Regions from separate parts of the Homo sapiens genome. Here regions 1 and 2 are each linked to region 3. The links are chromatin loops, found by intact Hi-C in ENCODE. Cell type or tissue: heart right ventricle. All regions are shown on one strand. Links, peaks and the distances in the headings refer to the core of each region. The heading gives the core; the rest is flanking DNA.

The links. Peaks named below come from ENCODE experiments on the same cell type or tissue, not always from the same donor. Only the 100,000 strongest peaks of a DNase experiment are listed, where the experiment ranks them.
Region 1: it touches region 3 in a loop (5-fold over the local background); 82 of 110 quality-filtered maps call a loop at or near these places.
Region 2: it touches region 3 in a loop (4-fold over the local background); 2 of 110 quality-filtered maps call a loop at or near these places.

Annotation. Positions count from the first base shown.
Region 1 is chr3:53,706,957-53,712,927 of GRCh38, reverse strand. All of the region lies in intron 9 of CACNA1D (calcium voltage-gated channel subunit alpha1 D), which reads right to left. Among named protein-coding and RNA genes, the nearest start is that of CHDH, 140 kb to the left of the region's middle. In heart right ventricle, for the core only: a CTCF peak has its summit at 2,564 (motif pointing right); DNase peaks (open chromatin) are centred at 1,367, 2,587 and 4,467; H3K27ac peaks cover 863 bases.
Region 2 is chr3:53,888,507-53,894,477 of GRCh38, reverse strand. It overlaps SELENOK (selenoprotein K), which reads left to right and starts at 2,619. Exons shown (of 5, transcript NM_021237.5): 1 at 2,619-2,708. The coding sequence starts at 2,690. RefSeq lists enhancers at 2,341-2,640, 2,531-3,431. In heart right ventricle, for the core only: CTCF peaks have their summits at 2,421 and 2,628; DNase peaks (open chromatin) are centred at 1,880 and 2,507; H3K4me3 peaks cover 3,041 bases; H3K27ac peaks cover 1,726 bases.
Region 3 is chr3:53,296,339-53,302,309 of GRCh38, reverse strand. The region is part of intron 6 of DCP1A (decapping mRNA 1A); the gene reads left to right. Among named protein-coding and RNA genes, the nearest start is that of SNORD38C, 34 kb to the left of the region's middle. RefSeq lists an enhancer at 476-645. In heart right ventricle, for the core only: CTCF peaks have their summits at 2,393 and 2,598 (motif pointing left); no DNase peak of the experiment used is centred there; H3K27ac peaks cover 409 bases.

The DNA.
Region 1 (5,971 bases), core at 311-5,310, 410 kb before region 3:
GAAGGCTTGCCACACATCAAACTGAGCCCAGAGCCCTCCAGCCTCGTCTAGAACCTGTCCCATTAGTAGCCTCATTCACAGATGTCTTTGGCCTCAGAGCCTCACTCCTCTGTTCTCCACAGGACAGACTTTTTTGCACACTCAGGAATTTATTTTAGCATTTCCTTCCACCTCCAAGCAGCCTAAAGCTTCTCATTCTTTTCAAAGGTAAGGGTAGGGGGTGAGGCTGGACAACTGAGCAGTGGCTGAGTTGTGGCTGCCTTCCTAGGGGACAGGGTACCTGACACCTAGACCTCATGTTTTCATCTTATTTTCATGACAAACATGAGCAGTACCATGACGTACAGGCCTGCCAAATCCAGAAGAAGCCCACACACCCCCTAAAGGCACATGCACATGCTAGTAGAGACACATTAGGCCACCACAGAGTAACAGCCTCTTGCTGCTGTAAAGAAGCCAGGCTCTTCTTGGAGAATGGAGGTCAAGGCCAGACCAAGGTTTCCATGTCTCAAGCAAGAATTATGCCCAGACAATAACTATCTCCGCGTGTTCAGGGACAGGGGCAGCCCAGCATCCATATGAGGGCTCGTGCCCCACCTGGTGCCAGCAGGGTCGGAGTCCTTCCTGAGTCCCCAGGTATTTCAGTCAATAAAAAGCCATTCCCACTCAAAATAAAGTTCCTTAAATGTGTCAGCCTGCTTCCTCTCCCTGCAGATCTCAGAAAGACAATGGAGAAGGCACAAGAATCCTTAAAGAATCACAAGGCCCAAGCCTGCATTCAGCAAGGCAGAACCAAGGAGGGGTGTTTTCTTTTCTGGGGACAGAAATCATTTATCTCCTTTTGGTAACCTCTCCAGAGCTATATTCCTATGTCAGTCTTTAAAGATGTTTTTTCTTATGTCCATGACACTATTTCCTGCTTAGCTGAAGGCCATTCTTCTTGCAGACACCTTCAGGTGCTGCATCAAGCCCAGCCTCCTGTTCATAAACCTTCCGTGAATGCTACAGATAAAAAAGGCAGCCCCAACTCTGCCCCTAACTCACTGTCCCACCTCAGGCAAGTTCCACCTCCTCTTCTCCCTCCTTTGGGGTCCACAACGTGCTGAATGACAAGGGCTTATATCTGATAATCTCTTAATTCCTTTTCACTTTTAGGCCTTCTGATGAGACCTAGACTCTAATATAACCCTCTTCAGATATCCACGGGTTGTTCCCATCTGCGTCCCATAACCTCTCAGCTCAGCATTCCCATGGGGCCAGAGGCCACTTCAAAGAAAAGAGTACAGTGTGTCCCCTCTGTTCCCTTAGTTGTTGGCTTCACGTCCCTGCTGTCTGAATCTCCTTAAACAGACTTTCCCCAGAGTCAGGTGACCAGGGCCGATCCTGGTGGCAGAACTGGGTCGACTGTGCTGGTGTGCATAGGCAAAGCTTTGTGCTGCTGTCGAACCACTGCCATGACTTGGGCAGAGCAAGGCAGGGAGCCAGCTGCTCACCTAACTGTCTGCCTGGGGATGGGCCTGACAGCTACTCCAGGGATTCTGAGGAAGGGTATGTTTAGCATCATTTTAGGACATATCTGGAAATATAACTTTCCCACACGAGCCCATTCTCACTTTCAAAGGCAAGTGCCCCCAAATCTTTGCATCCCTGAAGTCTATTTTTATTTATTTTGATTTTTTAAGAGACAGAGATCGCACTCTGTTACCCAGGCTGGAGTGTAATGGCGCAATATCGCTGACTGCAGCCTCGAACTCCTGGGCTTATGCAATCCTCTTGCCTCAGCCTCCCAAGTAGCTGGGGACTATAGGCATGCACCACCACACCTGATTTTTTTGTTTGCTTCTTTGTTTACAATTTTTGGTAGACACAGGGTCTCACTTTGTTGCCCAGGCTAGTCTCAAACTCCTGGCTTCAAGTGATCCTCCTGCCTCGGCTTCCTAAAGTGCTGGAATTACAGGTGTGAGCCACTGCATCCAGCTAATTTCATTCTTAAAGCTGCCACTACTAGCTTTGGCATAGTCCTGGGCAAAGTAGCCAGAGACTAAAAGACAGAGAAGCAATTTGAAACATGTAGCCTGGAGAAAAAAAAATCAATCAAATAACATTATTGGAATTTCTAAACGGTTTAAATTTAAAAAAATCATTTGGGGAAAAGTATTTTAAAAGTCTGCCTTCCAGTCTAAGAATATTCATGCCGAATCAAGTACATTTTTTGAGTTGGTTCAGCTGCTTCTTTATAAGGTACAGTTCAAACAAAAAGAAAACTGCAATGCTATCTTGGTAAGGGCACATTATTTTGGAAAAAGACAAGAAGAAAGAAATCAAGCAATTAAAATATAGGCATCTTCTGAACACACCACACGGCACATGCACTTCACACAATGCCTATGTGCAAGGAAAAGGTATCAGAGATGTTGCGGAAAAAGAAAGCTCAGTCTCAGCAATTTACCATGATCTTTAGCCCTGCGTTGCCGAAAGCAGCAAAACTTCTTTTTCTTCTTATCCTCTTTAAGCAAGTCGGCCACTGTGACCCCTTCAGGTTGAACACAGGCAATTTCATTATGAAGCAGCAGAGGGCAGCAACAGCAGCCAAACCAGGGCCCCACGCGGCCAGCCCTGCCAGCCAGGTTGCCTCACGCAATGGACGCCCGCCTGCCCCAGACCCCTCCTGCTAGGAATCCAGCTCAGCATCAGAACAGCGGAGAGGAAGTGCCCTTTCCACAGCTATTACACAAACACCTGTCTTTAAGAACCTGTTCTAAATCAACAACCAGCTAACCCATGCTAGATAAAGGTTTCCAGGGTTTGGCTTCCCATCTAAGTAGGGTATTAAGGAAAAGGCACTTTAGGGGGAGTCAGGAGCCCTGTACAGACTGGATATGTGATTCCAAACAGCACTACCATATGGGACAGGACAGGTGGGAGTTCAAAAGGTGGGCTCTGGACTCTGACAGGCCAGGTCTAACCCCAGCCCTGTCACTTCCATGTCAGAAGACTGTGGACAGGTTACCTGATACTGTGAAGCCTTAGTTTCCTCCACACCTGTAAGATGTCAATAATAATTGGACCTGTACTGCGTAAGGTTGTTGTAAGAGGTGAACAGTGGAGACAGTAATAAAAGCAATGTGCCCAGCTTTGGCAAGGCACAATCAACCACCACTACTGTCATCACTACGACTCTCCCATGACCACCAGGTCACGAGAGAAATGACTCTAGGATCTTTAACCCCTTGCAGCCCCATGATTCCATGATCACTCTAAGCCAGCTAGTCTTTAGAGTACGGACCCTGTGCTCTAGGGGAGGGTTGTGCGAAGCAGTGTGAGACAGCAGCAGGAATGCTGGAGTAAGCAAGGGCATGGGCAGCACAGACACCTGCACACTATGGGTAGGCAGAATACTCACGTTCCTAAAATGTGCATCCTTTCTGACACAGCAGACCCTTTTCTTGTATCCTCTCCCACAAAACCATGAACACGAGCACGCAGACACAGGGGCATGTGTTTGCAGGGGTTAATGATAGTTAGCCTGCAGACTGTGGCAGAGCTTGGGTTCAAATCCCAGCTTTGCCACGTAAGTCACATGGCCTTGGGAAGCTACTGAACTGCTTTGTGCTTTAGTTTCCCCATCTGTCAAGTTCCTGTCTCACAGAGTTGTGTGAAGAAGAATGAATGTATTCACCCACAGCCTTTGGAACAGTGTCTCACACACAGAAAGCACCTGACAAATGCTAGTTATTATTACTCTATGTTCTTTCATTCAAGAAGGAAGTAATGGCATGCTCATGTATGGGACAAGCACTGTGCTGGGTGCAGCCACACAACAGAGGGCAGAAACAGACCCTATTCCTGCTGCACCCATGGAGCTGATGGTCTCATGGTGGAGAGACCTCTATAAAGTAGAGGTCCACGTGCTGTAGAGTGCATAGTCCATTGTAGCAGTTTTTATAATGGCAATTTATTGAAAAGAGCCAACATTTTGCTTTAAAAACATGGGAAATATCTGTGGTACATGGTTCAGTGAAAAATACCTGTGTTGGGCATCTTAGGGTGGAAGCTATATGCATGCGGTCTGTGTCATGTATTATGTGCAGTGAGGTGGGGAAGTAGAGGCCCCAAACTTCTAAGTCTGCCTCTCTTTAAGGAGAAGGAAGAGAGAATTTTTTTCTTACTTTATATACTTTGAAATTACATGAATTTTTTATGTAGGCAAATATTACTTCCATAATTAAAATGTATTAAAAACAAATAAAACAACCCTGATTTGAGACTGCAAACTTGGCTGGAGTACCCACTCCTTGTCTCCACAGTGGGGCAACAGTCCCTGAGTCCAGCTCCCATCAGCTCTTAGGAGGCTGAAGGTGATGGCAGACATGCAGGCACTTTTAGAAATTACCACTGCTTTCTATCACCCCTGTGGAGAGAGTCTGCCTGTCCAGACAACTACTCCCAGTGCCACCCCAATGGAGACAGTGTCCAGCCACTGACCCTAGGGCCAGCCCCTGAGTCAGCCCTCCCACTTCCCAGTGAAAGCACTTCCAGCTGCCTCTCCAGTGAGGGCTCTTGACCTGGACGCATATTTACCGTATGCCACTCTAACTGCTGCTGTTTGCTTTACAGCTTTTACTTGAGTATCTTCCATTTTGAACTTGTGCCTTGAGGTAGTTCAATGGTGATGAAAGCAGTTTTGTAAATCAAAATTTCAAAACACAGTCTTTCAAAACAGGACCAGCAAATTGCTATGCCTTATGCTTGCAACCAGCTATAACGTCCTGGTTTTCTGTCCACCCCCAAAGCAAACATTGCAGTAAGAGGCAACTAGGTAGCACATGCAAAAGAGAGGCAGCTAGGGCAACCTGCTCCACCAAGCCCCAGGGTGGCAGAGTCCCCGGGCAGGCAGGGGCAGTGCCCATAGCCTCCAGGACCACTGAAGAAGCAGAAGACAGAGAGGCTGCCCTTGTGGTCAGAGATGAAGTTTCAGGTATGCCCCTCCCTTTCTTTGGGCATCAAATATCTTTACTTAGAGGAATTATTAATCATTAATAGTTCCTACAATAAAATTGCCCTGCTTTTCTGGCCAGAATTTTAGAATGAGCTCCCTTTAAAATGATTTCATTTTTAATGCTTTTTTTTTTTAAGACTAATCACTGACAATGAGAAGAGTTTAAAATAGAATTTTAGGCTTCCAGATTTTAATGGTCCTAGCAAAACTCCATTGTTAACTCAGAAGCAGCTGCATATGTCTAAAAAAATCACTTTGAGATTTGGCAGGGTTTCTTAAGAAACTTGAAGCTCAGCAAAAAGTTAAATAAATTATCCTTGAAAATTTACCAAATGCTCAGGAACTCACTTCAAAGGGAATTTTGTCCATTCAGTTAATTGTGTAACACCAGCTTTCTAATAGCAAATTTATGAAATTGACATTTTAAATATTCTATGAATGCACAAAGCTGGAGCTACCTGTCACCAGTCACCAGACAGCTCAGTTAGAGGCCTGATTGCCTCTCCTCTTCTTTCAAGTGAATGCCTGGAACAGTGTGATATTCAGCCACTGATAGCATCCTGGACTCAGGAGTTCTGAACCCTAGCTTCACATTAGAATCCCCAGGGAACCTTAATGAAAAAGAGCCACCCCTGGCTCCCACCCCAAGATTAATCAAGAGTCTTAGAGGGTGGAGTATGGCATCAAGAAGCATCCAAGCTCCCCAGGTGATTATAACGTACAGCCAGTGTTGGGCATCGCAGACGCATGCAGTGACATTTAGCAGATCAGAGAGAAAAGATAATGTGAGCGCATCTCCAAGTACTTGATTTGACATCTGTTCCCTGACAGCAAGCACCGCCAAACTAGAAATGGACTTCAAGAGCCTGAAAGCTGTGCTGCCCTATCTCGAAAGTGACCTAGTTAACAGATTTGTTTTCCATCAATACTTCAGAACTTTATAGTTTCTGAACAGAAAAGCACAGGGCAATG
Region 2 (5,971 bases), core at 619-5,618, 590 kb before region 3:
TCCAAAATATCATTTCAACATATCAATATTAAAAACAAGATATTTTACAGTCTTCATTTCATTCTAAATCTTTGTGATCTGGTATTTTGTACAGTACATTTCAATTCAGACTAGCCACATTTCAAATATTCAACAGCTACATGTGGCTAGTGGCTAATGCTTAGTTTCAGACATTAAAGGTTAGGGAAAGAGGGGAAATGCTATCTTTGTCCTCTACCACTAACTATATAATTGTAACTAACTATAATTGTAACTAACTATATAATTTTTTTCAATTTTCAAAGTCCTTTCACCTTTGTTATTCGAGAGGAACATGCCTTGCCTTGAAGGATTGATTAGATTTTAGCAGGTGGAGAAAGTTCCTTTCAAGAGGAAACACATGAGCAGAGGCAACAAGGCAGGAAAACAAAGGGTCTACTAGGGAAGTAGAAATCAGAGAGCAAAATCTAAGATGTATCAGGAAAGCCCTTAATGCCAGACCAGGGAGGCTGAATTATGTTTGTCAGGTGGTGGGAAGAAACGGAAGGTCTGTGAATGGGAGAGGCAAGATTGGATTAAACTAACAGGTGAAGATAGCATGAAATGGAGTACGGAGAAACTAGAGGTAGCTCATTAGGAAATCACTGCATTAAATCTCAGGCAAAAATGATCTAGATAAAGGAATGGAAAGGAAGAGATAGCCTCACAATGTCCGATACTCAGGAGATCCCAATGTTAGTTTCTTTCCTCTTTTGGCAATTGGAGAGATTTTAAGCAATTGTCAAAAAATTGTCTAAAAAAATCTCATTCAACCAACCAACAAATATCTGAGCACCTACTACTTGCCAAGAACTATGACAGACCTTGAAGATATAAAAGACAATAAGGCAGACAGGATTCCTGACCTCTTACGTCTTATATTTTCTTGAAGACAAGAGACAAATCAATTATCAGACAGTTTCACAATGTGAATTACTATGAAGAAAATAAACACGGAGATGAGTGGCCAGGGAAGGGCACCCAGAAGTGGTGACAACTAAGCAGAGGGCTAAAGGATAAAATGAGCTGGATGTGCAAGGAGTCCGAGGAAGAGGGTTCCAGGTAGAGGGACAAGTATGGGCAGAGTCCTGGAGGTATCAGTAAAACCCGGGGTGTTCACAAACTAAAACAACAATGTTGCCAGAGCATAATCTGGGTGGGGGTGTTCATAAACTAAAACAACAATGTTGCCAGAGCATAATCTGGGTGGGGAGATGTGGCTGGAAGTACAGTGAGAGGAGCAATCAAGAGGACAAGTCACCTTGGGCCTGCAGGCCATGACAAGGAACTGGATTTTAAGAGCAATAGGAAGTCACTAAATTTTAGTGTCCAAAAGGTTTTAGGCAAGGGAACGAGATGATCTCCGTTTTAAGATCGATCTTGCTACAGTTTGTAAAACTGCCTAAGGATGGTAAAAGACTGAACCTGAGATTTCATTTAGAAGGAAACTAGCGTAGAGCAGGTGAGAGATGATGGTGGCATGGTCTAGATTAAGAAAGGCCCTTGGGAAAATTAACGGCCCTGCCCTAATATTTTTGCAGAAATGATCCTTTATGATTGTGCTGCACAAATCCCAAATGAGGTGAAGGATGTTGTCTTGTCCTATTATGAACTTTTCTGGGGAAAATGCTCTCTCCAAAATCAACATAAAATTAGATCTTTGTCAGTTCTAAGTATTAGAACATAAAATCTTAACCAAAGTTGTTAAACTCAAAATAGATTTTCAGCATGTAATTTTCATTTTCTGGAAGGTGATTAGGAATCTTTCCAAAGAGATGACACATGGCTTGAGAACTGGGGGCGGGAAGTCAAAGGAAGCAGCCATTAGGTCTCCACGCTGAAAGAATAGCTAAGTGCAGAGGCCTTGAGAAGGGAATGAAATGGCCACGTTCAAGGAACAGAGGCAGCCCACTGGCTGTAGCAGAGTAAATATCCATGGTATGTGGTCCACATTTACTGAATGTCCAAGACATGTCTTCTAATTCGTCTGTCACCAAAGTGGTCATAAGCAGTCGCCATCAATAAGAAACAAGCAGAGAAAGGGCCTACAGTTCAATTTATTTTTCAGTTGCCTCACAAAAGGCTAAGAAAAACTTAGTTTCTGGTGAACCCAGGTAGACATGCTCATTTTAAAGAGAATGAATATATCTAGGAAGAGCCTGGCAGTATATTCCCAAAGGCGTGACAATAAAGTTCCTTAACGTGTAGTCAGCACCCTCAAACGTCAACACGTCTGGAAAATTCGGAAGCGTTTCCTCCTGTCAGCGGCCCTTCAAGCTACCTCATACAGGGCAGCCTCTCCTACCCAGACCCGGAGCCTATCAATCGACGAGAAAACAGCTTCCCCTCACTGGGCGGTGCGAACCAACTCTGCACGATCAAGTCGGATAGAGGACTGGCAACCGCGGGCACTACAGGGCAGTCCTTAACGTCATATCCGGTTGTCAGCTCGGCCGCCTCCGCCTAACCAGAAGTCGCAGATGTGACGATGCAAAAACGCCCGTCGGGGGCGCGTCTCTTTCAGCAGCCAATGGGCTCTGCCCACCTTCGTCCTCGTCAGCATTTTGTCTAATCGCGGCCTGTGACGCTCGAAGGGCGGGGAGCAGAGGGAGATACAGAAACCGACAGGGGCCAGGCGCCCGGTGGCTCCGAAGCGGGGAAGTGGGACAAGATGGTTTACATCTCGAACGGTAAGTTGAGAGCGGGCTGTGGCTTCGACCGGTGACTTGTAAGATCGGACTCCAGGTTCCTTTCATCGTCGCTCGCTGAGTCTTGAGCCCGGTGCGGCTTCCCCGGGCTTAGCGCCCCGCGGCCGGGCGGAGCTGGACCGAAGTCGCCTCGGCTTGCGGCGCGTCAGCCGATGGTCTCTGAGCCGGCAGTCGGGGGCCGAGGTCCCGCCGGCCTCACGTTGAGTACTGGGAGCCCTGCAACCCCGCCTTCGTGCAGCAAGCGCTTGATTGTGGATTTGCGAGGGTGGTCTTTCCTCTCTCGGGTGTCGGTATCCTTAAAACTAGTAAGGACAATGATGCCGACGCTGTACACGTAGCGCTTGTGCCCTGGACAGTGTTTCAGTTATTTGCTTATCGTCACATTCAATCCTGTTTTACGGGTGGAAACTCTGAGGCTCAGATAGATTAAATAGCTTGCCTGGGCTATTTAAGTCACAGAGGTAACTTAATGGCTGAGTCGGGATTCGATCACAGGTAGGCTGACGTCAGCGTCCTTGTTATCTGTTATGCTGCCTCTGTCTACAACGTGTAAAAAGACCGAGCCGACCTAGGATGATAATTAGATGAAAGCTTTGCATAGGCTTTTTCCCCAGGAAAGGGTAGCTAGTCAAACATGGAATTTTTTGCTCGAATTTCAAGGGGCATGGGAAGAAGTACTATCTTCCCCTAGGAGCAAGTTAATTATTACCGGAATGGAGAATCCGAGAGACTTAATTCTGCGAACCCACAAAGAAGATGACCGGAAAGGAAGGACATGACTGTGTCAGATCAGTGCTAGAGCTGCCTGCCCACCTGTTTGACTCAGGTGAAATTCTTTGGTACAGTCTTAACAAGGAGTTGTGGATCATTGGAACTAGGTCTTGGTTCTATTTGAGTCATCTGTTTTTCTCCAGAGACGAGTAAGGTAGTCAGTGAGGAGCCTTCTGGCTGACTGCACTTTTGCATTTCTTGACTTTTAAAAATCTCCCCTTCTCATCTCCCACTTAAAAATCTTTGAAACAAGTAGATTGATGGACACTACAGAAAAGCATCAAAATTTCATCTTAGTTTTGGGCGCTTTCAGACTTTAGTCTGTTTTATAGCCTGTTTTATAGCCTTTGTGATATAAGCTTAAGGCTGGAAGCTTCTGTATGAATTATTGAATAATTCCTTGTATTTGTTGTGTCTTACTGTGTTCGCATTATTTCATTTGGTCCACATAAGTAGCCGATTAGGACTCTTTATCGTACTTTAAAAGTTGAGAAACACAACTGCATTCAAACACCTTACTTCTCTCTGGGGATATTGGTGGAAGGGACATTCTGCCTTAAGAAAGGGAAAGTGGAAAAGCAAGATAGAATCACAGAGGAAGAAATGACAGGTTCCAATTAGATCCACCTTCTTAGGACTGTATTATCAGCACTTGACAAAATCTTTCTCTTGCTGTCAGATGACTTTTTTTTTTCCAAAAATCTTATGTGATGGCTAGCCCTGGAATACTTTTTGTTGGAGAAAGAAAATGTCACATCAGCCAACGAAGCAGAGCTAGTAAGAGGCAGAGAACTAAGCCTGTCACCCACCCTCTAAACTTTTGTAGCCCCTTGCTCTCAGTAGCACAGTGAGAGCTTAGATCCAAGTGGGTATCTGAAATTAAGCTGGTCAAGAAAAGAGGAAAAGTAAACCCTCATGGAGTGGGTAGAGGTGAGTGGGGTTAACTCTTGGGATAATGGAAAGGAGAGGTAGTTGACAGTTACTCTTCCCCGAAAATATTCTGACATCTTGATTTGCAAGGCTGAAATATAGTGTACCAACTTATGTTGTAGCTTCTATTAAAGTGGTTTGAAAAATAGATCCAGTTTTGCTTAAGATAAAGCTAGAGTCTATTAGAATTAAGAGTATGCTGTTATAGAAAACAGTAGTTATTTTAATGAAGAACAAGCCAAATTCTCTTTAGTACTTAGAGCATACACACTCTTTATAAGAATTTTATAAAAATAACTGATTCCAAAGACTTGTAAGAGTATGAATACGCAATCTTTTTATACAGGCAAGAGACTTTGCAAATGAAAAGAAATACTCAGCATGTTTAGGAATATGGAAGTGGTGTGAGCATTCCTTTATATTCACCCGTCCCATTTGTTTCTTCAAAGTACTTGAATAAAGAGGTATTTTTACACCCATGTTGATAGCAGCATTATTCACAGTAGTCAGAAGGTGGAAGCAACTCAAGTGTCCATCAACAGATATGAGTGGGTAAACAAAATGTAGTATATACATACAAGGATATATTATTCAACCTTCAGGAAGGAGATTTTGACACATACTGCAACATGGATGAACTTTGAAGACATGCCAAGTGAAAAGCTGGTCACTAAAGGATAGAAATTGTATTATTCTTCTTTTATGAGGTTCCTAGAGTAGTCAAATTTGTCGGGACAGAAAGTAGAATGGTGGTTGCCAGGGGCTGGGCGGAGAAGGTAATGGGAATCAGGGTTTAATGGGTATAGAGTTTCAGCTGGAGAAGATGAAAAACTTCTAGAGGTGGATGGTGGTGATGGTTGTGCATCAATGTAGAATGTACTTAATATCACAGAACTGTACTCTTTAAAATGGTTAACCATTGGTAACCATTGTTACATTTTTAAACCATGATAAATTTTTGTTTTATATATATGTGTTTTTTTGTTGTTTTTTGTTTTTTTTTTCTTGCTCTGTCGCCCAGGCTGGAGTGCAGTGGCGCCATCTGGGCTCACTGCAACCTCTGCTTCCTGGGTTCAAGCAATTCTCCTGCCTCAGCCTCCTGAGTAGCTGGGACTACAGGTGTGTGCCACCATGCCTAGCTAATTTTTTGTAGTTTTTAGTAGAGACGGGGTTTCACCGTGTTAGCCAGGATGGTCTCAATCTCCTGACCTCATGATCCGCCTGCCTCGGCCTCCCAAAGTGCTGGGATTACAGGCATGAGCCACCGCGCCCAGCCTTTGTTATATATTTATAGAAAGAGAGAAAGTAGTTGAATAGAATGAAGTCACCCACCAAGTTTATAAACCAGTAGGCTTTTGACATACTGGAGGAATGTCCCTAGATAATGGAACATTACTTCTCCGAACCTTTCCTTGGAATGATGCTCACAGATTTCTTCTGGTGTTGGCCATTTGGAATAATGGGCAAGTTAAAACCCCAATCATTGTTACCTCAATAATTAAATGTGATGCCTCTTGGGTTAGGGATTTGTAGCACTCACTAAA
Region 3 (5,971 bases), core at 435-5,434:
TTTAAGTAGACTTTTTGTTTTGAGATAATTACAGATTTATATGCAGTTGTAAGAAATAATGCAGAAAGATCCTATGTACCCATTACCCATTTGCCCATTGATAACATTTTGCAAAATATAGTACGATATGACAACCAGGATATTAACACAATCCACACATGTTGTTCAGATTTCCTTTGTTGTGTGTATATTCAGTTCTGTGTAATTTTATCTCATGTATAGCTTTTTGTATATCCACTACCACAGTCAAGATGCTAAATATTTTCATCACCCCCAAGATGTTTTGCCCTTTCATAAACACACTGACTTCCCTGTCATACCCTATTCTGCCTCTGCGTCTACCTCTGCCTCCCCGATCCCGCCATCGTTTAGCCCTGGCAACTATTAATCCATTTTCCAGTTCTATAATGTCATTTCAAGAATATTATATAAATGGAATCATATATATAACCTCTTGAGATTGTCTTTCTTCACTCAGCATAATTCCTGAACATTTCACTGAAGTTGTTACATGTATCAAGTTTGTTTCCTTTTATTACTGAGAGTATTACATGATACGCAAGTACTAAAATTTGTTTAACTGTTTTTGGCAACTCACTTACTGAAGAACATCTAGATTGTTTTCAGTTTTGGGTTATTACAAATAAAGCTCCTATGAACATTTATGTACAGGTTTTTATGTGAACATAAATCTTCATTTCTCTGAGATAAATGCCCAGGAGTGCAAATGTCAGGTCATTTGGTATTGCATGTTTTAGTTTAATAAGAAACTGCCTTGGGAGGCCAAGGCGGGTGGATCACTTGAGGTCAGGAGTTCGAGACTAGCCTGACCAACATGGTGAAACCCCGTCTCTACTAAAAATACAAAAATTGGACGGGCATGGTGGTGGTGGTACCTGAATCCCAGCTATTCGGGAGGCTGAGGCACGAGAATCGCTTGAACCTGGGAGGCAAAGGTTGCAGTGAGCTGAGGTCATGCCATTGCACTCCAGCCTGGGCAACAAGAGCAAAACCCTGTCTCAAAAAAAAAAGAAAGAAACCACCAAACTGTTTTCTAGGAAGTCTGTACAGTCTTACATTCACATCAACAATGTATCCAAAAATGTTTTTAGATATTTAGATAATTAATTTAAACCAAATTTTGTATTCTACCTTCCCATACCCCATTTTTACTGTATCTGGATTTAGGATCATCATCCAGGAGTGTGCAGTGGGCTTACTACTTCCCCTTTCTAAATCATGAATCACTTCATCTTCCTTTTGTGAATCATGAAGTTAAGGATTATTGTACCGCCTAATGCAGATTTGTTGTGAGACCCTAAGGAAGAAATGGACCAGAAAAAAATGACTTAAGAATTATAAGGTCAGGCATGGTGACTCACACCTGTAATCTCGGGACTTTGGGAAGTGGAGGCAGGCGGATCCCTTGAGTCCAGGAGTTTGAGAACAGCCTGGCCAACATGGTGAAACCCTGTCTCTAATAAAAATACAAAAATTAGCCGGGTGTGGTGGTGCACGCCTGTAATCACAGCTACTCAGGAGGCTAAAGTGGGAGGATCACTTGAAACCAGGAGGTGGAGGTTATAGTGAGCCAAGATCGCACCACTGCACTCCAGCCTGGGCGACCAAGGGAGACCCTGTTTCAAAAATCCAACAACAAAAAAAAGAATCAGCCAGGCACAGTGGCTCACGCCTGTAATCCTAGCACTTTGGGAGGCCAAGGCAAGTGGATCACCTGAGGTCAGGAGTTCAAGACCAGCCTGACCAACATGGTGAAACCCCATCTCTACTAAATAGAAAAGAAATTAGCCAGGGGTGGTGGCACATGCCTGTAATCCCAGCTACTTGAGAGGCTGAGGCAGGAGAATCGCTTGAACCCGGGAGGCGGAGGTTGCAGTAAGCTGAGATTGTGCCATTGCACTCCAGCCTGGCCAACAAGAGTGAAACTCCATCTCAAAAAAAAAAAAAAAGTCATAAAGCACTGTCCATTGAAAGATGAAAAATGAGTGTGACAAGCCATAGATGCTAAGCCTTTCAACAATAGCACTGCGTCTGTAGACATACAGAACTCAAGTGGTACAGACAGTGCTGATGTGTTATTCCGTCATTTTTCATATACTTTTAAAACTTCACGTTTGGTCGGGCATGGAGGCTCACACCTGTAATCCCAGCACTTTGCACTTTGGGAGGCCGAGACAGGCAGATCATGAGGTCAGGAGTTTGAGACCAGCCTGGCCAACATGGTGAAACCCTGTCTCTACTAAAAATACAAAAAGTAGCCGGGCGTGATGGCATACGCCTGTAATCCCAGCTACTCAGGAGGCAGAGGCAGGAGAATTGCTTGAACCCAGGAGGGGGAGGTTGCAGTGAGCCAAGATCGTGCCACCACACTCCAGCCTGGGCGACAGAGCAAGACTCCATCTCGGGGTGGGAGGAAGACTCCATTATTTAGGTTATAGTGACAAAATTTTATGAAATACTGAGATCTGGATATTGTCAGAAGTCATGTGATTGACTAAAGTTAGTTTAAATTTATCATCAGCCGCCACAGGCAGATACTACATTTGTTTAGTAACACTGCCATCTAGTGCTGAGGAGCAAGTACTGCTGTCAAGCCTTAATAGTATTACATTCCATTTCAGTTGCATAATTCACTTGTTTAAACTTTTCTTGGGATTGTTTCTGTAGTGTATTTTGTTATTGTTTGTTTCCTATGTTCAAGAATAGTGCCTATCTTATAGTGTGCCCACTGCAGTGACCAGTAGCTCCAAACAGACATGTAAAATTCTCTAAACATCAATTCTCCGTGGGATGAGGAGTGAACCATATTAAACCTGATGCTGAAGATGATAATTTTGTCCTGTGCTGTACATGCTGTTGCTCGCTGAATGCCATTTCCTGAGCTAAACGGTCAGACTAACACTTGATCTACATGAAGTATTAAAAAACTCAGAATCCTAACTTGAAGCATGTTCAAGCATGAGGAAAGAATAACATTTTACCTTTTCTGTGGATGATGGAAGGTTAATTCATGAATAAATAAGCCCAGCTACTAGAGGAGGGCAACCAGTTTTTCTTATCAGAAACAGAAAAGAATGCAGAGACTGTGAAACTTTTGGGAATTTGTGTGAAGAGAAATATTCTGCTCACCCAGGCTCCTATGACAAATTCAACCAGTTAGGTATAATCATGTGTCATTTAACAATGGGAATACTTTCTGAGAAATGTGTCATTAGGCGATTTCATTCTCCGAACATCATAGAGTGTATTTATACTTTCACAAACCAAGAAACCAAGATGGCATTGCCTACTAACACCTAGGCTCGATGGGATAGCCTATGGCTTCTAGGCTACAGACCTGTGCAGCACATTACTGCACTGCGTATTATAGGCACTTGTAACACACTGGTATTTGTATATTTAACCATAGAAAAGGTTTAGTAAAAACACAATATTATATTCTTATGGGACCACTGTTGTATATGCAGTCCATCATTGACCAAAACATGGTTTGTGCCAAATGATAGTATTTCCAAACGTTGATGCATTTTGATCTGTAGCCACCTCAGTTATTCAAACCTTAGCTGTACCTGTTTTCCGGAGGTAAGTATCACCATCCAGGTGATTAGGTAACCTATACTTTGCTGAATTGACATCTCCATATGGTGGCACACTGCTTAAGAATGTAGACTGTATTGTTAGAACTGAGTTGGAGTCTGGTTCTTTTGTTGTATTTGGGCATCATCTATAAAGTAGCAATAATAATTTACCTACTCTAGCAGATGAATAGAGTAATACATGTAAAGTGCTTAGCATATCGCCTCCCACATAGTAAGCATTCTGTGTATGATGATTCATTATTACCATCACAAATTCGTTTATTCTCTCTTATATGAGAAAACCTCCAAAACTGTAATGCTTTACCATACTCCCCATTCTAGAGAAAGTTAGAGAATCTGTCTGGCCTCGCAGTAGTTATAGGGAGGCAGCATAGAGAATCTAGAAACTTTCTGCTGCTTTTAAAGTCAGGGGTCAGGGTTCTACCATATGGTGGTTTCATATTTTAATTTAAAGTAGGTGTGTGTGTTTGTAGAGACAACGTCTCACTCTGTTGCCCAGGCTAGATTGCAGTGGCCTGATCATAGCTCACTGTAACCTCAAACTCTTGGGCTTAAACAATCCTCCTGCCTCAGCCTCCCAAGCAGCCAGGACCACAGGTGCACACCACCTTGTGCAGCTAATTTTTAAATTTTTTGTAGAGGCAGGGTCTCAATATGTTGACCAGGCTGATCTTAAACTCCTGGCTTCAAGCAATGCTTCCGCCTAGGCCTGCCAAAGTGCTGAGATTATAAGCATGAGGCACTCTGCCTGACTTAAAGTAGATTTTTGGCTGTTCAAAGTTAATTTATGTTTCACTGGACAAGGAAAAATTGCTGTCTGGATTATGCCTCAGGTGTATTTTGTGATGAGGTTTCTCCATGTCCTGCCATTTGATTATTCCTTTTCTTAAATTTCTGCAACATAGACCCAATCTGATCTCTGTTTTTCAAAGTAGTTTATACCTAAATATTGGTTTGTGTGTTTGTATACATATGTCTGTAATAGAATGGGGTGGTTATGAGCTGTTTAATTTGCATTAATAAGAATTAGTCTTGTTGGCCAGGCACGGTGGCTGTAATCCCAGCACTTTGGGAGCCGAGGCAGACAGATCACCTGAGGTCAGAAGTTCAAGAACAGCCTGGCCAACATGGTGAAATGCCATCTCTACTAAAAATACAAAAATTAACTGAGCGTGGTGGTGCATGTCTGCATTCCCAGCTACTTGGGACGTTGAGGCAGGACTATCACTTGAACCCAGGAGGTGGAGGTTGCAGTGAGCCGTGATCACACCACTGCACTCCAGCCTGGGTGACAGCAAGACTCCATCTCAAAAATTAAAAAAAAAAAAAAAAGAATTAGTGTTGTTTTCCAATACTTTTTTTTGCTAAGAAACCTGACCCATTTGTTTTCTAAACATATAATGTGTATAAAAAGGAATTAACCCAATTCAAAACTGGGTAAAAGATTTTAATAGGAATCTCCATATAAGGTATACAAATGGCCAATAAGCACATGAAAAGATGCTCCACATCATTAGTCATTAGGGACATGCAAATTCAAACCACACTGAAGTATCACTTCATACTCATTAGGATGGCTAATATCATTAAAATGGAACATCACAAGTGTTGGAGAGTATATGGAAAATGCTCCATATACTCTGTTACCTCATATACTGCTGTATACTGGCAACCATGTTGGATTGCTGGTGATAATGTAAAATGGTTCAGGCACTATGGAAAAAAACAGTTCGGTGATTCCTCAAAAAGTTAAACTTGGAATTACTATATGACCCAGCAATTCTGCTCCTGGGTATATACCCAAAAGAATTGAAAACAGACATTCAAACAGATACTTCCACACCAGTCTTTATAGCAGCAGTATTTGCACTAGCTAGAAGGTGGAAACATCTCAAGAACTCCAGTGTCCATTAATGGATGAATGGATAAATAAATGTCATATATACATGCATTGGAACATTATTCGGCCATAAAAATAAGTGAAGTTCTGATACATGTTGGAACACGGATGAACCTTAAAAACAACAACATGAATATACTAAAGGCCACTGAATTTTACACTTAAATATGGTTAAAATGGTAAGTTTTATGTATATTTTACTACAGTTTTTTAAAATAGGGAGATAAATGTCTATTGTGCTGTCAGTAGACATTTATGATGCCATGAATTCACAAGTGACTAAGTCACAGTGTTCAGTGTAGTAAATGGAACCTGTGAACATGTCTGCAGCTATGTGGCCTGGACAGAGAAGTCTGTCCCAAGGGAGAATTTGTTGTCTATTTTGACCTAGATGGAATGGGTTTGAAATATTACCAGACAGCTGTGTCCTTGATGATTCTTTGCATTGGGA